2 separate regions of the Homo sapiens genome follow, and region 1 is linked to region 2. Evidence: read pairs that join two places in POLR2A ChIA-PET (ENCODE). Cell type or tissue: Caco-2. All regions are shown on one strand. Each heading gives the region's core, and the rest is flanking DNA. Links, peaks and the distances in the headings are about the cores only.

What was found. Peaks named below come from ENCODE experiments on the same cell type or tissue, not always from the same donor. Only the 100,000 strongest peaks of a DNase experiment are listed, where the experiment ranks them.
Region 1: POLR2A ChIA-PET joins it to region 2 with 7 read pairs; 2 of 35 experiments call an interaction of 5 or more read pairs at or near these places.

What each region holds. Positions count from the first base shown.
Region 1 is chr12:49,885,121-49,890,492 of GRCh38, forward strand. FAIM2 (Fas apoptotic inhibitory molecule 2) reads right to left here. Exons shown (of 12, transcript NM_012306.4): 8 at 4,997-5,034; 9 at 4,361-4,448; 10 at 3,987-4,082; 11 at 2,266-2,319. Among named protein-coding and RNA genes, the nearest start is that of FAIM2, 16 kb to the right of the region's middle. RefSeq lists enhancers at 1,941-2,729, 2,730-3,518, 3,519-4,307. In Caco-2, for the core only: no CTCF peak of the experiment used is centred there; a DNase peak (open chromatin) is centred at 3,071.
Region 2 is chr12:50,003,725-50,009,096 of GRCh38, forward strand. It overlaps RACGAP1 (Rac GTPase activating protein 1), which reads right to left. Exons shown (of 17, transcript NM_001319999.2): 3 at 2,710-2,912; 4 at 1,532-1,668; 5 at 511-580. Among named protein-coding and RNA genes, the nearest start is that of RACGAP1, 19 kb to the right of the region's middle. In Caco-2, for the core only: no CTCF peak of the experiment used is centred there; no DNase peak of the experiment used is centred there.

The sequences.
Region 1 (5,372 bases), core at 312-5,311, 120 kb before region 2:
AAACATAAAGGGTGGAACAGAGGATGGGGACTATTGTTATTATTCTAATAACACTAGGGCTTATCAAACAAATTTAAGGGATTACTGTTCACCCAGCCCTACTTGCATGCATGGCTTCCTCAGGTGGTTCACACACTGGCTGTAACCTGATCCACGGGAAGCCAAGTAAACTCCCCGGCCGGCCCCCCATGGGTGCTCACTGCCTCCAACATCACCAGACTGTCTGCCCTGGCTTGGCCCCTCTTCTGTCCCCTGCAAATGCCTCCCTCTAGGGCCTCCAGGCGCTGTTGCCCAGACTAGCTCTCCCGAATGTGGCCCTCCTCTTTCTCTCCTAGTCCGATTCCCCACCACATCCTTTGAAACCTTTCTTTAGGAAGTATTGCCTGGAGGGAAGAGCATGGTGCGGGGTCTGAGAAAAGTTAGTGTCTTCTGGTGGCCAGGCTCCCAGTTTGCCCAGGATTTAGGGGCTCCTCAAGAAGTGGGGCTTTCAGTGCTGAAACTGGAAAAGTCCTAGGTAGCCTGGGGTAAGCTGACACTTTAGTCTTGATCAAGACCACATTGAGCCATTATCTTGCCGGGAAACCATGGACAAATCATTCCATTTCTCTGGAGTTCAGTTTTCTCATCTAGATCTCAGCCCTCCAGTTCCAAGCCTGGAGGTCATTTATTCATTCTACAATACTGGCTGTGTGCTACTCTGCACCACGCACTGCACTCTCCCTGCTGACCAGGCATCTGGGCAGCCGTGCTGCACATCACACACAGTAGGTGCTCTATAAAGACCTGCGGAGAGGACGCGTGAATGAACCTGCCACACCCTCACTCAGGCTTGATCCCTATCCAAAGCCCCCAAAACCTCTGCTCACAGCTCTCTCCCCATCCCTTCCCCCATTTCAGCCCCCTCAGCCTGTCGCCCACAAGCCTCCGGAAATTTGACTAAGCTGCAACTCTGGCCACTTGAATTGAGCTGAACGTTCCAGCGAGGGAGGGGAGAGTCTGGTTACTGCTTCCATTGTCAATAAATGTTGACCTTGAATGCCTTTCCGAGAGGATGTCACCAGCACAAGCTTGCCCAACTGGGTGGGTCCTAAAACACGACTGCATTCGGGTGCGTGGGGCCCACCTGAGCAGGAGGCCTGTGTTGGGCAGCTCCAGGCAGGTGTCTGTCCGTGGTCATCTCTTGCCTCCTGGGCATCTGCTTCCGGCCACTCCCCACTTAGCCTCAGACCCCAAGGGGGACACACATCAGACTGTCCAGGTTCCCAGTTTGGCCCTATCACTTCCTAGGATGCTGTGTGACCTTGGGCATGTTATTTGATATCTCTGAGCTTCAGTTTCCCCATCTTAATTTATTTATTATTATTATTATTTTTGAGACGGAGTCTCACTCTGTTGCCCAGGCTGGAGTGCAGTGGCGCGATCTCGGCTCACTGCAAGCTCTGCCTCCCGGGTTCACACCATTCTCCTGCCTCAGCCTCCGGAGTAGCTGGAATACAGGCGCCCGCCACCACACCCGGCTAATTTTTTTTGTATTTTTAGTAAAGACGGGGTTTCACCATGTTAGCCAGGATGGTCTTGATCTCCTGACCTCATGATCCGCCCTCCTCAGCCTTCCAAAGTGCTGGGATTATAGGCGTGAGCCACCGTGACCGGCCTCCCCATCTTAATTTATTAACAGTAGAACCTATCTTATAGACTTAAGATGACAATTAAATGCTATGGAGAGCTGGCTGGGGGGAAGCAAGTGTTCAATAAATATTAGCTGTTACTGTTATCCTAACCGTAATCATCATCATCAACATTCTCAGTTTCGTGAGAACAGCAAAGAACATGCTCAATCTAACAGTCTCTCTCTCAGGGTACCTGGAATCTCCCTGGCTCCAAGAAGCCTTCCCTGATTGCCCCTAGGAGGGTAACTACTAACTTGGTCCACATGGCCAGGATACCCCCACTCTCTCGCCCCCGCAAGCACCGCTGCCCCTCCCCTGGAGGAAGGGATGCCTCTTCCCAGCTTTGCCTCTGTCTACAGCTTCCATCCTGCTGTTACAATCTTCCCTCCTGCCCAGGTCAGCCGGTCTGTCCTGGAAACCAGGTAGAATCCCCCAAATGAACAAACAAACAAACGCAGCACCGAGCCTAGCCCTACCCGCAGGTGCTCCCGAGGATCCAGGGAAGAGGGCTGTGAGGAAGATGGGAGGAGAAGGGGACTGGGGTGATGGTCAGGATGCTGGGAAGGAGGCTGCCAAGGAGCTAGACCACACTCACCAATGTAAATACACCCGCTCCCAGTGCTGCATAAACTGCATGGAGCCAGGGCACCTGCGGCAGAGGAAAAATGGGCTTAGGGACGACAAGAAGGGGCAGCAGTCAGAGGGGCAGGGAGGAGGGTTCAGTCCAGAGAATGGAGGACACGGGGTAGCCCTGCCCAGAGCTCCCTAAGGAGCCCCAGGACTGACAGTGGCCCCTGATTCTCTGTGTGCCCAGGGTGGGTGAAGTGAGGCCCGGGATAAGAGCGATCCTGGTGGGACTGGTGGGAGAACTCCCCCGAGCCTGGTCGTTCTTCCCGCAGCACACAGCCCTGGGCTCAGGGCAGATGAAGATGACTCTCGGTGGGCCCTGTCCTCCCTCTAGCCTGGGACTGCTTGAGGCTGCTCCCGCCTCCCAGTGTGCGTTCATCCCTGTCCAGCATAGGATCTGTCTGTCCTTGTGTCAGGGCACTCCTGGGCTCTGCCTTGGAGGCAAGGAACTCAGGTAGAAGGGGACAAAGACTTGACCTCAGGGGTGTGTTGGGGGGGCATCTGGAGTCTCTGCCAGCTGTGCATGGTGGAGGAACAGCTGGAACAGCACAGGCTGGAACAGCACCTCCCCACTCTCTGCCCCCTGAGTCTTCCTCCAGGTCTGGAGCAGCCAGCTGTGGGGGAAACTCTGCAGGAGGCACCGCACTAGGGCCCTCCATGGGGCCCTCCTCCAGAAGACTCGGAAACAAAGGCAACCCATCAACCAGACCTGGGTCAATAAAGGGTTCTTTGAAGTTCCGTGGCCCCTTCCTGTAACACTCCTCCCCATCCTAGACACACAGAGGGCCCCCAGGCCAGCTCTGGCCCCTCCCTTTGTCAACAGGATCCTGGGAAGAGCCAAGGAAATGCCAGCACCAATCCTGACGTCCTGGACTGGACGCCAAGTGCCCGGAGGCTGGGGCTGGGCAGGATGGAGGTGGGGAGGGGGATGTGAGGACAACTGCTCGCAGCCCTACTAGAAAAGGGCAGTGGGGGACTGTGTACCATGTGTGGCTATGGGGGTGAGGGGTATAAGCACTGGGCCCCCAGCAGCGGTCCAACAGCTCATCTCTTGGGTTCCCAGGATTCAGATCTCAAGGCCTTCCTGTGATGACCCCAATCTGCCCCTTCTCCACATGCAGGGGCCTGGGTGCCTGCAGAGTCTCAGTTGGATTCCCCAGGGCAGGCTGGACACCTCTAAAAGAGCTGAGACTTGGCCGCCAGCTGGTGGATGCTCTAAGGATGTGGGTATACTCCGAGCCCCGCTGCCCCACGTCCCGCCTGCCTGGCCAGCTAGATTCTGCCTCTTTGGACTTGGCTGATCCCCCAGGAGCCCCAGAAGACCCTTCTTCAAGGCCCCTCTGGGTCTGGCGGGCCTCATGGAGCCCCAGTACTCCCTTCCCTGCCCAGGGTTTAAATGCTCCACACCCTACCCTCAATCTCACCTCCACCCCACAGAGGAGGACGGGAAAAGTGAAGCCGGATGTGGCTTGTGGAGCCAGGCAGGTACCCAGGCCTGACAAGAAAAGCCTCCTTGTTTGCTTACACTGCCAGCACGCCTGTGGCAGGTGCCAGGAGGGGCCGCACAGGATGGCAGGCTGTGGGGCCTTGGCTCCTGGCCTTCCCTGGCGGATAGGGGAGGGAACGGCACCTTGGGCCAGTGGGGCCCCTCCCTCCCCATGGGGCCTGCTGGGGGACCCAGAGACTCACATATTGGAAGGGTAGGAGGATGGCCAGGATGAGTCCGCTGAAGAAAAGAGTCATGAGAAGCACGAAGAGCACGCCCTGGCAGGAGGTGAAGTCGAACTGTGGGGACAGGATGGGGTTAGCTGCAGGAGCGGCCTGACCTTCCTGGGGCCCCAACTACAGGCTGAGCCCATACAGCAGGCCACAGTCTTGTGCTTACCCCAAGAACCTGGCATTCCTTCCCCTCCTCCCCCTCATCAGGTGGCTTCCCCAAACCCAACTCACCCCCTTTACTTCTCTCCCCAGCCCCAGGTCCGAGCTCTGAGGCCCCCACCCCATCTGCCTTCCCCTGCTCAGCCTCAGGCCAGGGGTCCCTGCCTGCAGGCCCCAGAGCTGACCTTGGTCTGGAAGCTGAAGACGGTGACTGAGAGGCAGACAAGGGCCGTGATGCCCAGGCACAGCAGCACGGAGGTGGTGTTGTAGTAGCTGAGGACCGTCAGGCCGAGGGGTCAGCTCTCAGGCAGGGCATCTGGTCTCCCCCACCCTCCTAGCAGGCCCCTCTCTTCTGCCAGGACCTGGTCTTGGGATCCCTGGCCCCAGTCTGGTGCCCTTTCCCCAGATCCCTCTGTCTGCCTCCCCAGCCTTTCTGTTGGGCCCTGCCCCTCCCAACAGGCTTAGACTCAAAATCAAATTAGAAGGATCTTGATGAGGTGGGAGTGGGAGTGGGGAGGGGTTTGTGCCGGGCCTGGAGGTGGTTTACAAGTAACTGCAGGTCATGAGTCTTGGGGCTTGTAAGCTACTGTTTGGGAGGAGCCACCTTGCTCCCCACCCCCTATCCACCGGGCCAGGTCTTGGGGTCACTGTCCAGCTGAGTGCTCAAGCAGAGGACCCTAGGCCAAAGCCTCCTGCATGCCTGAGCCCCCGGGCCCATCCACATGCTCCCATGTGTGTGGGGCAGCTCCCCTCGGGTGTGGCTGGTGCCTGGCTCCAAGCCTGGCCTATGGTCCTTCTCTCCTTCCACCTGTTCCCTTTACCTGGACAGCATCCCAGTGAGGTAGGCCATGGACAGGGTCTGAAAGGAGAAGCAGGGTAAAGGAATGTTCCAAACTCAGACGCAGGGGCCCAGGCACCCTCGAGGTCCAGCTCAGGTCTCCACCCCTTGCAGGTACCCCTCAACTCTTTGTCTATGTCACCCCCACACACACTGACTTTCGGGAGTCAGGCCTGGCTAAGGAGTGTCCCTACTGCCAGCTTCAGGCTCTGTGCCAGCTGTCCCTTCCTTTCTTCTGCGGCCCTGCTCCCCACTTCTAAGACCCTCCACTCTTCTTCATTACCATAGCTCTAGGATGCCTCAAGCAAACCCCTTAAAAAATTCACAATGAAAAAAGACAGTGGATGGGGAACGGGCAA
Region 2 (5,372 bases), core at 178-5,177:
TAACCATTGTTGATGAAAGCATTATATAGTGCCTAGAAACTCTAATCACACTTTTCTGGCTGAAATCCCAGGACCTTGGTTTCCTTCTAATTGTGAAGTATGACTATGCTTTCCCCAAGAACCAAACTAATTCAGAAATAAGGCACAAGTCTATTTAAGAGCAGCAAATAAACCCTGACGACATACAGTCTTGCTAATATTTTTATTATTAGCTGGGGCTTTAATAAGTCAAAATATAATCAGTTAGTACATGTGGCACACAGAGATCTATTAAATGAACTCAACTTATGCCAAATTCTGAATTATATATTCTCACTTCAGAAACTAATATATAAGCCAGCCTCTTATAGCTCATGTGGATTTATATTTTAAATTGCTAGCTCAGAATCTATAACACATCAACTAATAAAATAGTAATATAGGATGTTCAGAAGAGAAGACAGGAGAGATATTCCTGGGGAAGCAGAGGTAAGAAAAGTAGGTAATTCTCAGAGATCAAATGTTTATTACCAGTGATTCATCAGTCTTGTCAAAGCTGATATCTGATAAAATGGAACCAGATTCATCAATGGTTGATAGTCTAGATCAGTGAAACAATACAACGTTAGACATGGTAGACTGTGGAATGTAAAATTCACCAACATTCAGAACAAGTCCTACTGGTCAGGTAACATCAGTTAATTTCATAGCAAAATCTTCACTATAGAGACAATTACAATCTCAAACCCTGTGGTAGGCTACTTTGTATGGTTTCCACGGAGGAGTGTGTGTGCATGAGTACAGGTGCAACACAGTTGCTTTTTCAGCAAAGACCTTATAAGGGCAGTTGAAAGTTAGTCAGGGTTATGGGTGCTATTCTCTACCGAGTTTGTATTACAGGCTACTCCAAATTCACAAAATCAAGGGAATGAAGTTTAATTTGATCCCAACTGTGCTGGTTTCTACAAACAAGAGTATTACCCAACACTGACTTTTTAAGAAATTAAGCCTGTACATCTTCTTAGTTATAAAGATTCCCCATAAAACAACCAGGCAACAAAATAAATAGCTGACCTTTCCCTACATATTGTACTGGGGATGTTAAATTCAAAGCCTGGTTGAGACTATTTTAAACAGTGGTGCAGTGGAACCAAAATTATTGTCTGGTCTTGGCTCACAGAGGCCTTTCTAAACCAGAAGAGCTGTAAGAGCTCTCTGGAGAGTAAACACTGAAAGTATTGCTGAACTGCCACTTTCACCTTTGGGTTTCTTAGCAATGCACAGGATTAGTTATTGATGTGCAATTTAGCACCAACATCAAAATTGTATCCATGGTGAAACAACATCCTTAGGAAAGATTTAAAAATAAAATAAAATAAAATATACAGGGACATCCCTGTGCCTTTATTCCCCACCTACTCTCCCCACAAAATCTTTTTCTGCTTTTTTCAGCACACATTCTAGAAGAAGTATATTTAAGAATTCAGATAACAAGAATATCTGACAGCCTGTGTTGCTTGTGATAGGATAACAACAGATGCAGTTCCTCCACCTTTTGTTCCCAGCATTGCTGCTGGATGGTTGGCCTCTGTTGAGAAAAGCCAGAGCTGATTTTTGCTCCTCGCTTAGTTGAATGCTGCCAGATGTGTCACACATGAGCATCTCTCGAATCAGCTGAATCTGTCGTTCCTACAGACCAAAGCAAAGTAAAACATCATAACTAGCCAGGGGAGAAAGCTTCACCTCAAGTTTATGGGACAGGCAGACCAGAAGACATTAAAATGCAGCATTATGCAAATGGACCTTCAGGAAGGCTGCTACACCAATAGCATATTAATTCACATCAAACCCAGATTGTGTCTCTGATTTCTGACTGGTAAAATGAACTACATCTAGAACAGCGAAGTTTCTGCTACAAGACTTTTGGATTAACCTGCTAATCCAAGAGGAGAATAATGCAAAATGAGAGTCCCAAAATAGATTTCACATAGCAAAAACACTTTAGTGTCATTTTATCAGGACAAATATTGGCTTCTACGGATCAAAGCAGCCACCCACCTCTCAAAGTAGTGGAGCAAAATGCATTAAAATGGATACAAAGCTATAATGCACTGGAACCAGACAATTTGAGTTTACTGAGGCATCTAACACTGTATACCAAGATGGATTAGTCCCTCCCAGTAAAGGCTTTCCTTTGCATTATGACCCATCCTGGCACATCAAAATGATAGTGTTCTGTGTCAGTCACATTGCTCAACTGGTTGAATACATCTAGCCTTTTACCCTGAATTAGAGAGGGGTGATGAAAAGAAGAGTCACAGTTGTCTTGCCTGTATGTATGACAAAGTACCAGCTACTCATGTAAGGATGGATATTCCGGGTAGCACTTAAAATAAACAATGAAGGATGGCCAATAACTTGTGACAGATCAAGTACGTTAGGATCTCCCTCCCTCCCTTTTCCTCTAATTCTTTAAGTTCTCATTTGAAATCTGTCTGTTAAGTAAGTTTCAAGTCTAAGTGACAAAAACATTTAAATTTCAAATTATGAAGAACAAGATTCCTAGTCTGCAATTTCAGCTCTAATCATGGGCAAGCTGTTAAAGAACAGGTCACTTTCAGTTCTTTAATGTGGAAGAAGAAACTAGGTATATTTGGCAAGTGGAAACTGTCAGACAATGCCTTCCCCCTCCTGCATCATCACTGTTCTAGCACGGAAAACAATACACACCAGCTTTTCGCAGTCAGCCTCAGCTCTCTGTCTCCGTTTGATCTCTACATCCACCTGATTACGTGCATGCTTCAGCTTAACATCCAGAGCACTTCGCTCAGTCTCTGCTTTCATCAAAAGATCCTTGTATTTCCCCAGCTCATGGTCAGTCCTCTGCCACTTTTTACGGAAATCCTCAAAGTCCTTCGCCAACTGGATAAATTCTGAGGAAAGGGGGAATCTTTAATAATTCAAGCACCAAACAGAGTATAACTGCTCTAATAAATGAGTCCTACGGTTAGCTTTATTTGAAATTCATAATTAAGGAACCAGCTGAACTATGGGCAAATCCAGCTGAAAATAACTAGGAGCAGATCCTGGATATGTTTGTCACTCTGATGAGAACTTTGTGGGTAGCAATTCCTATTCAATAGGCCACTTACTTTTGGCTTAGCCAGTGGCATCTGCTATGGAATATGTAACTCATTAGTCACCTGGCTCCAGATGTAACACTAACACTGAAAGCTCCTGAACAGAAGGCAATCAAAGGGGGATACCTTTGGGGCAGCTGTCATGCACCAGGACAGTTACAGCTATAAAACAAAAACAGTTTCCTTTACAGTCACGCATTGCTGCACCAGAGAGATGTTAAACAGCAAATTCAAATGTAACTGCTGTAATATGCTCCAGTAGATGTAGATTAATATTACAGATGTCTAGACCTACAATTCCATTTGGCTATATAATTATACAAATATTGATTTGAAAGTAAAAAGCCAATTTGCTTTTGCTGTTTAACACTGCCCTGAAGGGTATGTAAACATTCCAGTTGAAAAAAAAAAAAACAGGAAGAGAAGATCAAACTAGCTTTTGGAACATCCCTGATAGCAGAATGTGAAGTCTCTTCAAATGTCTGCAAAGAGAACATCACTTCCAAGGCAGCATCTCAAAGGAAGAAGATAACCCTGTTGGCATTCATTCTTATCTCCTGCTATTGGCAAAGCTGTTCTGCAATGTATTTGCAAAAGTGCCTTACAATTTTCTAGTTAACCTCCGTCTATCTCTAAGGATCACTCTCCACCAACATCAAGGAAGAAGGTCTCAAGGTGTACATCTGCTGCTGGTCAAACTAACCCAGTTAAAACTGAAACTAGGCCAAATTCACACACAGCTAGCAGATTCTTAGGTAGTAAGGGCACTTTTCCCCTATGAATTTAACCTAAAAGCATAGAAACAATACATAGTCCTTTTTAAACAATTTTAATCATTTGACCAAATATCAAACTTACAAATCAGGATACCAATTTGTTCCAGAAAAACCAAGTAATAAGGAAACTTTAGTTTTTACAAACCACAAATTTCAGCAAAATAGGTTATTATGACCTAGTTATCTTAAACAATGCGGATATCAACAATTAAAAAAATATTACAATTCAAATAGTTTTAAGAAATAATATGCTGGGTTAGTCTGGAACATACTACTTTTTTGTGGGTTTTTTTTTTTAGCTTAAAGAAAAAAACATATATGTTTGCAAACTAAATACCGTATGCATACACACTCAAAATATTTACCGAACTGAAAAACAATTTTGAGAATAAAAAGATTTTCATCTGACCTAATTTTGCTGGTTTGTTTGTTCTTTAGGATACTCCTTTTATTAAATTACTGCTTCAGCTTAGTTTAAGTCAGACCCAAAGCAGAACATTTACATACCTGATTAATATATTACTTTTTGTGTGTGCAGGTGAGAAATGTGAAAAAAAAAAAAAAAAAAAAAAAAAGATATTACTTTTTTTTTTTTTGAGACAGAGTTTCACTCTTGTTGCCCAGGCAGAAGTGCAATGGCGCAATCTTGGCTCACTGCAATCTCCGCCTCCCAGGTTCAAGCAATTCTCCTGCCTCAGCCTCCTGAGTAGCTGGGATTACAGGTGTGTGTCACCATGCCCAGTTAATTTTTGTATTTGTAGTAGAGACGGGGTTTCACCATGTTGGCCAGGCTGGTCTCAAACTCCTAACCTCAGGTGATTCACCTGCCTTGGCCTCCAAAAGTGCTAGGATTACAGGTGTTAGCCACTGTGCCCAGCCTACTTTTCACTTTTGAGACAGTCTTCCTCTGTCACCCAGACTGGAGTGCAGTAGCACAATCTTGGCTCACCGCAACCTCCGCCTCCCAGGTTCAAGCAACTCTCCTGCCTCAGCTTCCTGAGTAACTGGGACTACAGGCGTGTGCCATCACACCTGGCTAATTTTTGTATTTTAACTAGAGATGGGGTTTCACCACGTTGGCTAGGCTGGTCTCAAACTCCTGACCTCAAGTGATTGACCTGCCTCAGCCTCCCAAAGTGCTAGGATTATAGGCATAAGCCACCATGCCCGGCCGAAAGATACTATTTTTATGTACAATTCTGCTATGAGCAAAGTTTGCTGGGATTGGGTCAGAAGGCATTTTGGGCCATAGATCAGAAACAATTTTGATGTTGAAGACCAATAATCATGGCACTGTTTTGGTCAGTTGGTGAATCACAATTCAGCTTGGTACCAGCCTGCCATGAAGTGCACATTAAAAGCTTTATAAAATTCAGGCCGGGCACGGTGGCTCATGCCTGTAATCCCAGCATTTGGGGAGGCTAAGGCAGGCAGATCACTTGAGGTCAGTAGTTCAAGGCCAGCCTGGCCAACATGG